Regions from separate parts of the Mus musculus genome. Here region 2 is linked to region 1. Evidence: chromatin loops called from intact Hi-C (ENCODE). Cell type or tissue: left cerebral cortex. All regions are shown on one strand.

The links. Peaks named below come from ENCODE experiments on the same cell type or tissue, not always from the same donor. Only the 100,000 strongest peaks of a DNase experiment are listed, where the experiment ranks them.
Region 2: a loop joins it to region 1, with 3 times the contacts of the local background. A loop is called at or near these places in 2 of 42 quality-filtered maps.

What each region holds. Positions count from the first base shown.
Region 1 is chr5:138,844,152-138,852,151 of GRCm38, forward strand. No RefSeq gene overlaps it. Among named protein-coding and RNA genes, the nearest start is that of Gm30206, 23 kb to the left of the region's middle. In left cerebral cortex, a CTCF peak has its summit at 4,130 (motif pointing right); a DNase peak (open chromatin) is centred at 4,121.
Region 2 is chr5:139,095,431-139,103,430 of GRCm38, forward strand. The region is part of intron 4 of Prkar1b (protein kinase, cAMP dependent regulatory, type I beta); the gene reads right to left. Among named protein-coding and RNA genes, the nearest start is that of Prkar1b, 30 kb to the right of the region's middle. In left cerebral cortex, no CTCF peak of the experiment used is centred here; DNase peaks (open chromatin) are centred at 3,672 and 4,447; H3K27ac peaks cover 1,582 bases.

The DNA of each region.
Region 1 (8,000 bases):
TCTCAGGCTGCTGCTAATGGTTGGGTGTGAGCCTCTGCTTCCTCATCTTGTGAATGGTCCAGGCCAAGCTGCAGGCTCCCACCACCCAAGTTGCCCCTCCTTCCCCACAGAGACAACCTGTGTCCCCTGAAAGTGTGAGCCACCAGGAACCTCTCCTTCCTACAGCTGCTTCTGTCAGATTTTTTTTTTTTGTCACAGTAACCCAAAAAGCTAACTAATGAAGACAAATTATCCATCTCAGGACAGGCAAAGGACCTGGCTTGGGTAGTAATTGTTTCCTCTGCAAGCATGAGGCCCTGAGTTCAATTCCCAGAACCCATGTGAAAACAAAACAACAACAACAAACAAGTGTGCAGTAGTGCACACTTGTATTCACAACACTGGAGAGGAAGAGCCAAGTGGGTCCCTAGACTCACTGGTCAGCCAGGCTAGCCCAGTCCACGAGTTCCAGTCTTATGAGAGATTCTGCCTCAAAAAGCAAGACTCCCGAGGAAGGGCACTCAAGATGAAGAAGAACACTCTGGCCTCCATATGCATTTATACACATATGGGCATATGCACTTGTGCCCCCCCCCACAGGCAAAAATCAATAAAAACAGGCAAAAGGCTCAACTACAAATGTCTCCAAAGAAGATGTAGAAATGACCGACAAGTTCATGAGGACTTTCCAGGATGCTGGTTACTAGAAAATACAAATCAAAGCCAGCAAGAGACACTACCTCACATTCTCTAGGGACAAGAGACAACTGGGTCAGGGAGACAGCGTAGTGGGTGAAGGCACTTGCTACCAAGGCTGACAATGAGTTCGATCCCTGGGAACAGCGTGATGGAAAGAATGGACTTCTACAAGTTGTCTCCTATGAGCATGCCCTGCTCTCCCACAACAGAAACAAATGGGCAAAACAGGGCTGGTGAGGGTGTGGTCAAATTGAGAGCATCCTACCCTGTTGATGGGTATGCATTGAAATCACTGCCTTGAAAAACATGTTTGCATTTTCTGAAAAAGCTAACCTAAATTCTCTGATAACTTAGCCGCTCGGGGTGTACCCAACGAATTGGAAACATGAGCTGTCCAGATGGCACAGGGACTTGAATTTGAATACCCAAAACTCATGTAGAATCTGGATACTGTGACACATACTTATAATCACTGCTCAGCAGGATGGGAGATGGAGGCAGGAGACTACACAGAAGCTTGAAGGATAGCTAGTGTGGCCTACTTGGTGAAGTTCAAGGCCAGTGAGAGACTCAGTCTTGAACAAAAGGTGGAAGATATCCTGAGGATACCCCAGTCTGTACTCTGATTTCCAAATACGAGCCCCGTATATACAATTCCCCCCATTCATACTCTCACACACTCGCTAGGCATTTTTTGTTGTTGGTTTAAAGATTTGCTTCTTTATTATATATAAGTACACTGTAGCTGTCTTCTGACACACCAGAAGAGGACATCAGATCTCATTACCTATGGCTGTGAGCCACCATGTGGTTGCTGGGATTTGAACTCAGGACCTCTGGAAGAGCAGTCAGTGCTCTTAACCACTGAGCCATCTCTCCAGCCCCCACTTGCTAGGAATTAAAACTAGGAGCTTCCCCATGAATGTTCAGAGCAGCATCGTAAGAGTTCAAATGTAGGGACCACTCAGCACCCATCGACAGATGACAGGATACGAAAATGGCACACCACGCCACACTTTGGACTGCCACTCCTTCACAAGACAGAAATGTTCCATGGGCCTTGAGGACATTCGGTGGGTACAAAAGTCCACACACTGGGTAGGCTATATATGTGATGTAGCCAGAGAGCTAAAAGCCATAGGCTCAGTGGCCATCAGGAGCTGGGTAACTGCTAAAAGGTACATGGTTTCCTGTGTATGCATGTGTATGCACGTGTGTGTTTGTGTGAGTGCGTGTGCGCGTGCGTGCGTGTGCGCGTGCGCGAGCATGTGTGTGGTCAGGATACTGACCACCTTAGTTTTTGAGACAGGGTCTTTCACTGAATTTAGAGCTCACTGATTGAGCTGAGCTGGCTGGCTGCACAGAGCAGCTCCACATCTTCCTTCCTCTGCTTCCCTGAGCTGGGATCCCAAGCATGTGCCACCATGCAAGCCTTTACACATATCCTGGGACCTGAACTCAGGTCCTTGTGTTTATGCAGGATGCTTTTCTGACTGGGCTACCTGCTTAGCCCCTTAGTTTCTTTGGGGGAGAGAAGCTGTGTGAATGTTGTGGGAATGGCTGTGTAGCACCATCAATACACCGAACACCGTGGGACTGTATGCTTTGAAATTGGTGAGCGTCCATCAAGGGAGTTGCATCTGAATACTGAAACTGCGCACACCCGACACTTGTGCTGTGTGACCTGAGATGAAGTCACTGCTGTTGCCCTTGGCTGCTGCCAAAACAGCAACCCTGTCACCTCCCAGCCAGCTTCCTTGTGCCTTGAACAGGGGCAATAAAGCCTTACTCACACAGCTGGTAGCGTGCCACCAGAGCAGATAAGGGCCGCCTTGCCCTGGGTTTTTATGCTCAGTAACTGAGATAATGTGAAGAATGTAACACCAAGCTCAAAAACAGGGCCATTTAAACAGCGTCCTGGCCGGGATCCCATCACACCTGTGGGTGATTCCAGCTCAAACCTGGCAGTTGGCCCTGAGCCTCATTGGCTCCCACTCCCTGCAAATCCCCAGCCTTTATGGTGAACTCTAAAGCCACTTCCAGCTTCTCCTGAGCCTTTCACCCCAGAGTGCATCAAGGCCATGCACCTGTTACGTGTTCCCCCCTCCCACCAACCTTCTTGCTGCCAGGGGACCTTTGAACTTGGTCATGCCCCATGCCTTCCCCTTAATAAAAATTTCTCACCAGGTGCTTAAAATAAAAGCCCATTTCTGCAGCTCTTCCCCTCTAGGTCCCGGGCGTTCACCTCTTCTCTCTCCTTCTCTCTGTTCTATGCCAAGGCTGAGGGTTCCGACTCCAGGGCCTTGATGTTGCCTGATCTTCAAGTCACCCAACATGCAGGGCAGCAAAGGCATCTTGTGTCTTCTCACTTAATTTTTAACTGATTAACTTTTTAAAAGACGGGGTCTCACTATATAGCTCTGTCTGGCCTAGAACTTGCTATACAGACCAGTTTAGCCTCACAGAAATTTGTATTCCTGCCCCCCTCTCCCCAGATACTGATCTGCTTTTTGTCTTTGTTTTGATTGTTTGTTTTGTTTTGTTTGAGATTGGCTCATATGTAGCCCAGGATGCCTTCAAACTTGCTAAGTAGCTGGAGATAGCCTTGAGCTTCTTGCCTTGAGCTTCTTATTCTCCTGTTTCCACAATCCCAGTGCTCAGACTCCAGGCTCCGGGGCCTCCTGCATGCTAAGTAAGATACATTACCAACTGAGCTACAACACCAACCTCTGTTTGTTATTTGTTTGTTTGTTTGTTTGTTTGTTATTTTTCTTAAGACTGGGTCACACTATGTAGCTCAGGCTGGCCTGAAACTCCCCATCCTCCTTTCTCGGAGGATCACAGAAGAGCATCCCAAGTCCCACACCCTGTAATTTCTTTTGAACTATACTTCCCAGTGAGGAAGCGCTGTGGCCTTAAATCATAGGATTCGAGCGAGGGCATTCATTACTGCACACTTTCTGCACTGGCTTCCTCCCCAGGAGAATGCAACTCCACCCACAAGCAGGCCTCCATCCTTTACAGCTCTCAGCGGAACTGATGCGCTCCATGGGGGGCCAGACCACCGAAAAAGTCACTAAGGCCACGGCCACGGACAGAGGAGGAGGCGTGGGGACTCACTTTCCCCCATTGCTATCAAGGGGTTGGAACCTCCAGGTGCAGCGCTGCTTCTGCCAATTTGCGGTGTGCCCAGTTAAAAAGCACTGTTCATGAGTGGATGTCAGGCCCAGTACCAGCAGGACTTTAGGGGTGCCAATATCCTCCTCAAAATACACACACACACACACACACACACACACACACACACACACACACACACACACACACACACACTTAACACATGTAACCCCACCCCAGGGACTCCTCGTGCAACAGCCAGGAGCATGCGCACATCTGCAACGCCAAAGTCCAGTAGAAAGGGTGCGTGGCAGACAATGGACACCAGGTGGCAGCAGAGGGCTACCCATAAACCAGGCCCAGGCAGCTCCAGCTGCAATGGCAAGGCCACTCTTACAAAACAAGCCCCTTGGGACATACATCCTAAGCCACCCGCCCGATCTGGGGTCAGTAAGGATGAGATGATAGTGGAGGGGAGGGGGAGGAGGAATGGCTCTTCACACCAGGGTGGACCCACAAGCCCGCCTGCTTTACTCATAAGGCCTCTTTCAGCAAGCCTGGGAGTTAGGGCAAACAAACAGTCTTGTGGGAACACAGGTAGTGGAGATCCGGAAGGAACATGGCAGATAGCCTTTGAGTGGGATGAGATAGCCTCTCATGAAACGCCAATAGGGTCAAAGCTTGTAATATCCACCCGAGTTTCCAACCTGAAAGTGTGGCTACTGTAGGCAAAGTGAGTATTCACCGTAAAGTTAGCGCCCCTTGACACTTGGCCTAGGAACTCTGACCCCAAGGCCAGATGACCTCCCAAAGACCTTATGGACACTGACACATAACCCACTGGGTTCTGGCCCAGGAAGGAGAGTTTGATCTGTTCCATTCTCACACAGAGAATCACAGTGGGATCCATGGTCAGGTGTATCTTTGACCTTGCAAAGTTTCTAAAGACCTCATCCCATAACTTCCCTTGCTTTCTAGAAGGGCTTGCCCAGGGGAGTATGGAGGCTGTGAATGGCAGGCTCAGACCCTTGCCGCCAGCTTCTTTACCTCTCTTTATTTACCCTTACATCTTATTGTGCCTCTCTGAAGCTCACTTAGGGTCTCTGACCCAGGTTGGAGCTCAGAGCAGCCTCTGGACTCACTCTCTGCTTGCCTTGAGGCACTCCCTACTAACTGGGACCTGAGGGCCTGGGAGAGAGCGAAGGGTCCCTGAGTCCCTGCCTCTCCTGCTGATGTAGTGCACTACGGCATCTCTAAGAGAGCCACAGGGTTTGGAAAAGCAGAACGGATCTGTCCCTAGACTTGTGGTTCTCAACCTTCCTAACGTTGCAACCCTTTAGTACAGTACCTCATGTTGTGGTGACCCTCCAACCATAAAATTATTGTTGTTGCTATTTAATAACTGCAGCTTTGCTGCTGTTATGAATCTCAGTGGAAATATTCGTGCTTTTTGATGATCTGACCCTTGTTCAACCCCCAGAGGGGTTGTAACCCATAGGATGAGACACACGGCCCTAGAGTAAACCAGGTCCCTCTGAGGGAAGCCACTTCCATGCTGTCTGATGCTAACACGCAAATGTACTCTGACACTGAATGTAGAATTTCCTTGAAAACAGAAATACTGAAGGAACTTTGAACCCGAGAAGAGCTGCTTCAGGTCACGTCCACAGATGAGTGGAGGGGGAGGGGAGAAAGGGACAACACTTAAAGTGATGCCAACGGAGAGGCTGAGAGGTACCGTGGAAAGCCATCCACAGCCACTCACACTGTAGTGAGAATGATTTAGCCTGAAGCCGGATATGGGAGATGATCGTGAAGTCTGTGTGAGCAGCTGAGTAGTGAGTCGCCAGAAGGCAGCCGCTCGCTCGCTCGCTCGCTCACTCGGGCTGTCTAGAACAGCACGGCAGGGCCAGAACACCTGCAAGCCCTTCCTTGGCATCCTGCCAGGCTCCCCAGCCACTACTCCAGAGCTTGGACCCACCTAAGGACCAGGTGAGTGATAAAAAGGAAGCGGCATGCGACTGACATTCAGAGGTTTTGTTGAACTTAGTGGGGCAATGAGGAAGCCAGTAAATCCTCTGACCGCCAGCAGAGGAGGAGGAGGCAGGGATGCCCTGTTGAGCTTAGGTGTGATGTGACCTTCTGTCCCCAGATGACAGTCAGCGGGGTTCCACCAGAGACGATTCATACATGCTCCTAAGAACATGAATCATTCTGGTGGCATTGACTTTCTGTAAATGGCTACAGGAGCCTGGGAGATCCCGGAAGCCAGCGGATACAATCAATCCGCCCATTTCAGCCTTTCGAAACTTCTTGGTCTGGGTGAGTCCGCTAAGACACACCCCTCAGGTGTCTGGCGTGTTCTCTACATGTCTTGAATGGAGCTTCTGGTGAGCACCCCGGTCTTCCCACACCCCTTCCAGACTCTGGTCTCAGGCAAACTCTACTGCACTGGCCAGCCCAAATTTCCTCTTACCCTAAACTTTCTAAGTTCCTGTCTGTGAAATAAGCCCAAAGGATGGAGCTTTTTATTAAAAGGTCATACTCATATATGACCTTTGGGTGGCAGAGGTCACCATATGTACCCAGCACCCACAGTTCACATCCCTCCCCTGTAACCTGGCACATCTTTTTCTCCCCAGCCCCATGTGTGCACTGAAGGGTAGGCACCTGACCTCAGGGGCCCCATTGTGATTCTCTGTGTGAACAGTTGGAACCGATCAAACTCTCCTTCCTGGGCGGGGTGGTACTTCGATATGAAACCTGGAACTACAGCAGCTCTTTTGTGTGTACCTGGGGGACAGCTTGATTTGGAACGAGGCCAGCTAGGCAGAAGGCGGGGATAAAAAGAAATCAGGGCCAGAATGGGATCTTTGGGCCACTGATACCAAAACCTACCCTGCTTAGGGCCCTACAGCCTTATGTGTGTAGGGTATCCTCTCCTTGTTCAAGGAGTTGGCTCGACCACATTTCCCTCTGCCATCCTACCTGAGGAGTGCCCTCATCATGGGCATCAGTGATGCAGGCACTGACCGCCTGACATAACCAGCCCACTTAGCATCGTGCCCAACACTTAGTTGACACTGATAGCCAAGTCCTCGGGGAACCCCCAAAGCAAGACTGGCTGCGAGGAGAGAGTCTGCTCTCTCTCCTGTTCTTGGCCCCCCCTGTTCTTGGTAGAACTCATACACCAGCCAATTGTCACACATGGTCCCAGCACAGACAGCTGAGACCCAGAGTTCCCAGTGTCTCTATCTCTTCTCCTTTATTCCCCTTTTACCCCTTTGTGTGCAGGAGGGGAGGAAATGGCCAGATCCCAGAAAGCCACAGGCCATGAGTGCTCTAACTCCACATGATGAACTTTTGTTGGCCCAGCCTGGCATCCTGTGTTTAAGTCAAATGAGCTCACCATTCCGGGAGTATCAGTCCATCTGCAGTTACAGCTTACCTGCATTAAAAGCCTGTGAGACTTCCACATTAAACAGGAGTGTTGAGCAAAAAGCCATTGCTGTGGGTGGTACTCCGGCCCTTCCCAGTACACAGCGACTCTCTGGAAGCCTTCCATTAGCCGTAACAGTCAGAAAGAAGGCTCCCAGCTATCTGTGCCCTAACTTTACACAGGGTGTTTGTCTTTGTTTGAGTGATATTGGCATTGTTTCCAGAATAGGTGCCAACTGACCTGGTAAGTAGTGTGGCTTCCAGTGAACTCAGAACTCACAGGAAGCTATCACCCTGCTCTGGCCAAGAGCTTGAGAAGATTCTCAAGGAGAAGGCAAATGAGTGAGGAGGCCAGTAAGCTAGCGGAACTAGTTCTATCCAGCTCACAAGGAGACCAACTTCAATTAGCCCTGCCTCCATGACTCCAGAGTCCTGGCCCCCTACCTTCCTAATCCCAGCCTTCTTGAGCCCAGCTCCCTCAAACCCTGCCTTCCCTACATCAGCCTCCCCGACTCCTGCCTTCCTGACCCCAGCGTCCATGACCCCTGCCTCCCTAGCCCCAGTCTCCATAACTCTAATCCCTCCATTAACTTGACTCTACCTCAAATCTTGGTGACTTCATTGACTAAAATACTGTGATATATTTAAGGAATGATATGTAATTCCCCCGCCAGCACCAGCACCATGTTTGGCCTTAATTTTTCCCTTCTCTCTTTTCTTTCATGGTGGTGGTGTTTGACCTGAGGCTCCTGAGGGTGAAGCTCACT
Region 2 (8,000 bases), 250 kb after region 1:
TCTGTACTGCCCAGCACCTCCGCTCCTGCTAGGAACTCCTCCTCTGATCAGAAGGCTTTCCTCCTGGTGAGAATCTGCCCTGTACCTCTACCCCCACCCCTAGACTGAGTCTTCACACTTGAAATTCTAGCAGTTTCCTTCAGAGGTGGGGGAGGGGTGGCTCCTGAGACTCCAGAGGTAAACAAAACACAAGTGTGGGAAAAGTGGGAATTTCCAAGATTCTCAAGGCCCCTCCCCAGCTTTGTAGACAAAGTAAATAATTGCAGAGGGATGACACTGGTGGAGGGAGAGGTTACGGGGAGGGGGATGGGGGAGGCTGCCAGAAGGAGATTCCTGGACCCATTGAGCTGCCTGCAGATCTTTCAGAGGGCTCCATGGTTGCTGTGTTTGTGAGTGTCTCCAAGGCTGGGTTGAACTTGTCAGTGATACAGCTGCTTCTGAGTCAGCCCTGCTCGTGTAAGCGACCTCTCACCCGTACTCCTGTTGGTAACTCCAATAAAGATTCATTGGTTCACCGAGTTGACTTTTGTACAGTCTACTCTGGTCTGTTGTGAGCTCCCCATCTGGTGTGAGCAGACGAAGGTTCGGATGTGTTTGGTCACACATAACAAATTTGGGAGTGAAGGGGACAGTTATATCCAAGATGCCACATGGATGAGTCCATGAAACCATTGATCCAGGGTCCCTAAAGACTCTAGGTTTGTCACAAGCTTTGGGTCCATAGGCAAAGGGATGCCAGCTCTCTGTGTCCTATGTGGGGACTATGCTATCAGTGGAAGAGGCAGTAATGCACCAGCAGCTCACCCAACAGTGGCCAGCCTAGCCAGGGGGACAGGAAATGTCCTAGGATGCTGGCCCAGGGAGCTGTCAGGTATCTAGGACCCACAGAAAGTCTGATTTCAGCTCTAAAGAAGCCATGAAGCCTCCTGTTTCCCTCCCTAACAAATGGAGGTGGGAGTGGGTCATCCACATGAATGTGAAGAAGCCACTTGTGGCATGGGATCCTCTAGAGGTAAGACACACCAAGCCCAAACTGCTGACCCCTTGCTTGGGCTTTCCTTATAGTCTCCCTCATCCATAGCCCACTAGTGCATCCCTAACAAGCCACTGGACCTAAGTGGAATATTTTTACACATTGGAGCTAATGGACAGAGACAAGGGAAAACCTAGGGTACCTAGAAGAACCAGGGCCTCTCTTCTGGGACCAAATCACCAGGAGGTTGAAAAGGGCTACAATGGTCCAGCACACTACCAGAGAACATCTTACAAAAACCTATAGCCGAAGGGCCTGGACCTGCTGAGCTGCAAAGAGGAAACCCTTGGACCTATGTGAGCTGCCTCAGAGTCTTGCAGAGGTTCTTTCCGAAGAAAAGCCCATCTCCTGCCCCTTCACACAAGTGCTGAGAGAACAGAGCCTTTTTACCCCTTACAATACTGCTCACTCACCTAAGAAGATGAGTTGCTCAGAGAGGGACTCTTGGCACCCTATGGAATTCTAGAAATTTAAAAGACATTAAGCACTGTACTGGTAACTTTCTTGTTGCTGTAACAGAATACTTGACAAGGGAACTTAAGAATGGAAGGGTCTATTTTTGGCTCACATGTCTATGGACCATCATGATATGGAAGGCATATCCACAGAAGTGTGAGGCAGGGGTCACATTGCATTCTGAAACACTTGCATCCTGGAGTGAGGTTTTTGAAGACTCAGAAACTAAACAACTTATAAGTCTCAGAAAGTCCCTGAAATTTACAAGATTAAGAAAACCTTGGAGGAGCGAGTTGCTTTAAGTAATAAAGCTTGCTGGGGAGGGAAGAGACTGACTCTTCTGTCTAGCTGCCTGCAAGTTATTTGGAGAGCTCCAGAGTTGCAAGTTTGAACAGCTGTCATACATGCTGGGATGGGCTTTCCATGATGCACCTGCCTTTAAATGGTCCCTCAAAGGGAATTCAGACGTGGGACAAGAGGCTGAGGTGCCTCTTTAACACATCAAGGCAGACCTGGTCTCCAGATTCTCCCAGCATACCCTGCCCTCTACACTGAAGTCTGCAGCCCAGGACTGGGCTTCCTCTTATCCAGAGGCACTTCACTATATAATCCAGACATTTTGGCTCTCTCTTTTCTCTCTGCTCCCTACTCCCCACTTTTCTGTCTCCTTGTCTGCACACTGACTTCACTGACCTCCTCTGGTGAGGTCAGTGAACCTGCCCAAGAACTGCCCCCTAATAAACCTGTCTTTATACTTTAATTCCGCTTGAATTGGCTCATTTTGTCACCAGAGAATACCTATCACCTGCCCCTGTAAGTAACTCACCACCTACACTCCCGTAAGTAACCCCAATAAATTCATTGGTCCACAAAGTTGGACTTTGATGTAATTGTGTCTTAGCTCTGCCATTGGTAGCCTATCTTAGAACAGTAGATATTTGCTTGTGATATCCAGAAAGATCACACAACAAGGTGCCACCAGGAAGCAGAGAGAGATGACTCCAGATGTTCACTGCCCTCTTTGTTCAGTCCAGGACCTCAGCCCATGGGATGATTCTACCCACATTCAGGGTGGATCTCCCCACCTCGGTTAACCTAATCTACTCCATCACAGACAGGGATCTGCCCCCTAGTGATTCTAGATCCTGCCAGTTAATATTAGCTCTCCTGACCAGACAAGGTCACAGGCAAGAGCCACACAAACATGGATGGCCACAGTCAGGAAGAGCACCTGAGTGCTACACTGGATCACTGCCATACTCTGGGCGAATGCAGCTCTAGGATCCTTTTCAGAAACATTCTCCAACAACAGTGGCACTACCTTGTGGTTGCAGGGCATTCTACCCACCACCTCCATAAGACCCACTTGCTAGAAAAGTCTAGACATGAGGAAAACTACTGTTCTCTTCAAAAGGCTATAACTGTTCATACAGGCAACCTAAGGTAGCCTGCTTAACCTCTGTAACATGAACAGTCCAGCCTCAGGAGAGATGCTAGGAGGCCCTTCAAGATAATGAACACCCTTTACAGGGCCATGGGGTTCAGGCCTCTCAGCCCAGCTATCTGGGACAGCAGAATGGAAAGCTTAAGTCTGCCAACAGACTACAGAGCCTACCTCCCGTACTTGGCAAGAACTTGTCTCAAAATTAAAATTAAACAAGGAAAAGTTATATTCCTCACACCTGCCTAGAATCCCCCAGTGAGAGGCCAGAGTATGGCTCAGCAGTAGAGTACTCATCTAACATGTACAAGGCCCTAGGTTCAATTCCCCGTGCTTCCAAATAAGAAAAAAAGGAAGGAAGGGAGGCAGGGAGGGAGAATGGAAGAGAGAGAGAGAGAAAAGATGATAGAACATGGAGCTAGTATCATTAAGGCAAGTTTCCAACTTCAGATTCCATTTCTTATCCAAGTCCCTGGATACAGCCAAAGACTCGCTAACCTTAGCCCAGGGCAAACCTGACTTCATGAAGAAGAAAACCGAATCTGATTCTGTAGGCCATTAAGCTTCTCTTCAAAATGAGGCTTCGTATTTTTACAAAAATGCTAATTTTGTTTTTCAACACTGCCTGGAAGGGAAGCACAGAGCCTCAAAGCCCTTGCCAGGCTGGAGAGAAGGAAGGGGGCCGAGAATGCGCCCAGCAGCGGGAGCCAGCTCCCCTGGCTGCATATGACTCGGCAGACAGCGTGTTTTTCCCATCACCTGAGGCCCAGAGCCAATTTGTGCAAAAACAAGCTGCAGAGATAGGCGGGTGGGAGGAAGTGAGACCACACAGATAACAGGAGACAGCTGTGGGAGCCAGGCTCAGGCCAGAGGCCGGGAGATTTTAATTAGAGCAGCAGAGAACCCAGCTACTGGGTGATGCACCTGGCAGCCCTTCTGTTGGCTCAGGTAATGAGGCCCCCAGCCGAGGGCCCAACACATGCCGCAAACACGCAATGCTTCCTAATTACCACACTGCTTGGCCCCTAGGGCTCAGTCATGCGCCCTCTTGGGGCACCCATCAAACACCTGGGAAGGAAAAGGATGGAGCCCCAAGAGTCTCCACCTCCTTCCCAGAGCATCCCAGGGCTTCTGAGTGCCCTGGGAGCTGTATTTTGAGGATGCTGGGACTCTAGCCAAGCAGTAACTGCCCTGCTTCAGTGGGAGGGGTGAGGGCCTGCTGGCCTCTGATGGAGACACTAACCAGAAGGGCATACTTGCTGCCACCTGGGGTACTTGCCAAGAGCATGTTGACTCTGCACAGAGGGGTCATGAAGGGGCAGGTGGTGGGGAAGTGACAACCTGGTTCAACCCCCAACTTGGACACTTGATGCTAGTTCCAGAACCAGGGACAAAAGCCTTCCCTAGACTGGGCCCTGGGGAGCTCTTTTGTATAGAACAGCCTCTGGAGACCTTCCTTCTGAGCGTGGGTGTCTCAAAGTCCACAGCAGCCTGCCAACTAACTGAGGCTCTCCTGAAGTGGTCTCATGGTGACACTGGCACTTCCTAAGTGCTGAGTCACAGTGGGGGACTGTGTGCAAGTGCATTTGGCAGCAGGTCCAGTCTCTGAGGAATGAAGAGAAGAGATAGGGAGAAGCCCACTGATAGTTGCTGCCTGGCCACCCAGCCAAAGGACAGAGGGAAGAATAGATGGAAGTGTCATGATGATGGCAATTATGGTGACAAGTGACAGTGGCAACGATGGGGCTGGAGAGATGATGGCTTAGCTGTTAAGGGTAAATACTGAAGCCAGGCACAGTGGTGCACACCTTTAATCTCAGCACTTGGTATGTTAAAAGAGGCAGGCAGATCTCTGAGTCTGATCTATAGAGCTAATTCCAGGACAGGGAGGGCTATACAAAGAAACCCTGTTTCAAAAAAAAAAAAAACAACACAGCAACAAAAAAGAACAAACACTGCTCTTACAGAGGACAAGAGTTCTACTCCCCAAACCCATGTTGTGGGGCTCACAATTGCCTCTGACTCCAGCTTACGAGGATCCAATGACTCCGACTTCCACAGGCACTCTCATGTACCCATGCCCATACTTACATAGATTCACTTAATTATAATTTACAAATTTAGAGATGGTGGTGCTGGTAACTGTGCTGATGCTGGCAATGGTAATGGGGAATGAAGGGGATGGTGGGGAATGAAGGAGATGGTGGGGATGAAGGGGATGAAGGGGATGGTGGGGATGATGGTGATGGTGGGATGATGGTGAGGACCGTATTAATGGAGTGCAATGGAGAGATGGTGATACTAATGCTGATGGTGATGACTCTAACAATCATACACATATGGGCTTTGCTGTATAGTAGGTCTTCTTACCCTCACTTGACATTGAAGCCCAGAGAATGTCATCACAGTCACAATGTACACAACTCTCTCCAAAGACATTTTAACACACCCGAAGTTGTATCTAAGTGATCATATACACAAGTGTGCTTGCACCATTATCTAGCTCAGGACCCCATCACCCACCAGGGCACATGGAAGTCACCTCAGGACACAAGGACCCCCACATACTGAGTGTTCTGAGGATGCTCCCAGCAGCAGGAGCCAGCTCTCTTGGCTGCACATATCCAGAATGCTCAGTGTTCTCATCCCTATGCAGGTGGTAGAGAGAAGATGACATGACCTGTCATCATGGAGACACGACAGGCTAGGATGCTGGCTCTGCTTCTGATGTGTGTTGTTGCCTTCGGCAGAGGACAAGAAAGGAAACTGAAGCCACAAGTTCAAACCTTGGGCAAAAGCCCAGAGAGCCTTCAATAGGTGCCGACTAGGAACACAACTGACTGTCTCAGATCTTATCAGCTAAGCATGAACTTGTGTGTGTGCGCACAGATGCGTATGTATGGGGACATAGCTCTACGCATGTGTATGGAGGCCCACAGTGACTTCAGCTGCTGTTCCTCAGCTTCTGTCCATCTTGTTTTCTGTCTGGCTTAGGGCTGACCAATTAGGCTAGGCTAGCCAGCTGCCCAGAGATGTGCCTGTGTCTACCTTCCTCTGCTGGAATTAGGAGCATGTGCCACCACACCCACCTATTTTATGTGGATTCTAGGGATTGAACTCAGAAGCGCTTTAGTAACTGAGCCATCTCCAGAGTCCCATCATCCTCTTCTAAATAAAAGGATTTATCTCAACATCATCTTTCTCCTTTCCAAGCAAGTGTCTTAGGAAAAGTCCAAGATAAACTGACAAGAACAAAATTGCTCATCCCCTGACAATGAGCTTGTCCTAATCTGCACAGAGAGGCCATCAGGAAAGGAGGTGCGCTCACGCTGCAAGCAGACCCCACAGGGAAGGGCGGCTGTTGCTCGCTTCTTTTCACCCCTGTCAGGAGAGAGGAACCCAGGGCTAGGGCTCAAAGCCTAAAGTCTTGGAACTCTGCTCCTGCCAAACCGCATCAAGCCAGAGCTGCTGAGCCTGGCTTCGAGAACACAGGGAACGGGGAAGGCAGTTCTGGAAGCTGCACAGAGCAGCACGTGAGAGATCAGAGATGAAGCCTCCCTGCCTGTTCCCTCAGGACCACTTCCTGAGCCAGCTCCCTGGCCAGGAATCAGAGTGTACTGTGTACATATGAAAAGTGAGTTTTCCTCTGTGGAAAACAATAGGCCTGAAGCAGACACACACGCCATGCGTGAACCCTTGCTTCCCAGGACAGCCTTGCAAAGAAATGTCATTTAGGTTAGCTATCTGCTTCCTCCACTTCATGGTCACTTGGCTGGAGATCCCACAATTCCAGAGCATTATCAGTGATCAGACACAGCAGGACTTACTGCCTATATTTATATGACAGAGAGCAGGGCTGGCAAGACCAGCCCAGCTGAAATCAGCCACGTACCCACAGCATGCCCACAAAGGGTAAGTTAGGCCAGGTGTCGTAGCCCTACCTACTATCTCAGCCATCAGGAAGCTGAGGCAGGAAGATACCAAGCCCAAGGCTTACCTGAGCTGCATAATGAGACCATGTCTCACAAAGGCAGAAAGGGGCTAGGGAGATTGTTCGGCAGATAAAGTGCTTAATGTGCAAGCACAAGGACCTAAGTTCGAATCCCAGACCCCATAGCAATGCCTGGGTTCACACAGGAATACTGACAAGTCCACGAGGCCCCACTCCTTGATGGAGAGCCACAGTAGATGGCTGGTAAGAGGGGGAGCATCAGTCTTCCCTGGGGATGAGCCCCCTGATAGGTTATCCAATCCCACATGGACAGCCCTAAGCATATGTACCTATGAGCAATGCTAAATGGACTGTAAGTGTGTGTGTGTGTTCACATGCACATGTGCACACACACACATGTGTAAGATAAATACAGAAGAGGCACTCATCAATCCTAGAGGGCACTAGGGAAGGGATGAGTTGGAGGAGGAAAAGAGGGTGTGTAAGTGATGTAACTATAGGATACCCACGTGTGAAATTCTAAAATAATAAAAATGAAATTTAAATTTAATTACACACTTGTAATTAGTCCTGTGGAGGCAGACAGAATGGACCCTCGGGCTCCCTGGCTGTCCAGCTTAGACTGCTTGGTGAGTTTTAGACCAGTGAAAGATCCTGTCTCAGAAAAACAAGGTAGATAGTGCCTGAGGATGGTACCCTAAACTACCCTTTGACCTTTACAGGCACACACCCACACAGGCATGTTCACACATGTACTTGCACATGCATAAGAATATGTCCCTATACATACACAAAAAGAAGAAAAAAGGAGAAGAGGAGGAAGAAGAAGAGGGGTAGGAGACAGCCTGTCTATGTGGCAATCCACCATGGGATAGGTGACTTTCTTTTTTGTTTGTTTGTTTGTTTTTTCGAGACAGGGTTTCTCTGTGTAGCCCTGGCTGTCCTGGAACTCACTTTGTAGACCAGGCTGGCCTCAAACTCAGAAATCCGCCTGCCTCTGCCTCCCAAGTGCTGGGATTAAAGGCGTGTGCCACCACGCCCGGCTTTTTTTTTTTTTTTTTTTAAATAGGTGACTTTCTATCTAAGGAACAGAAGGGAGCCATAGAGGTGCCCATGAA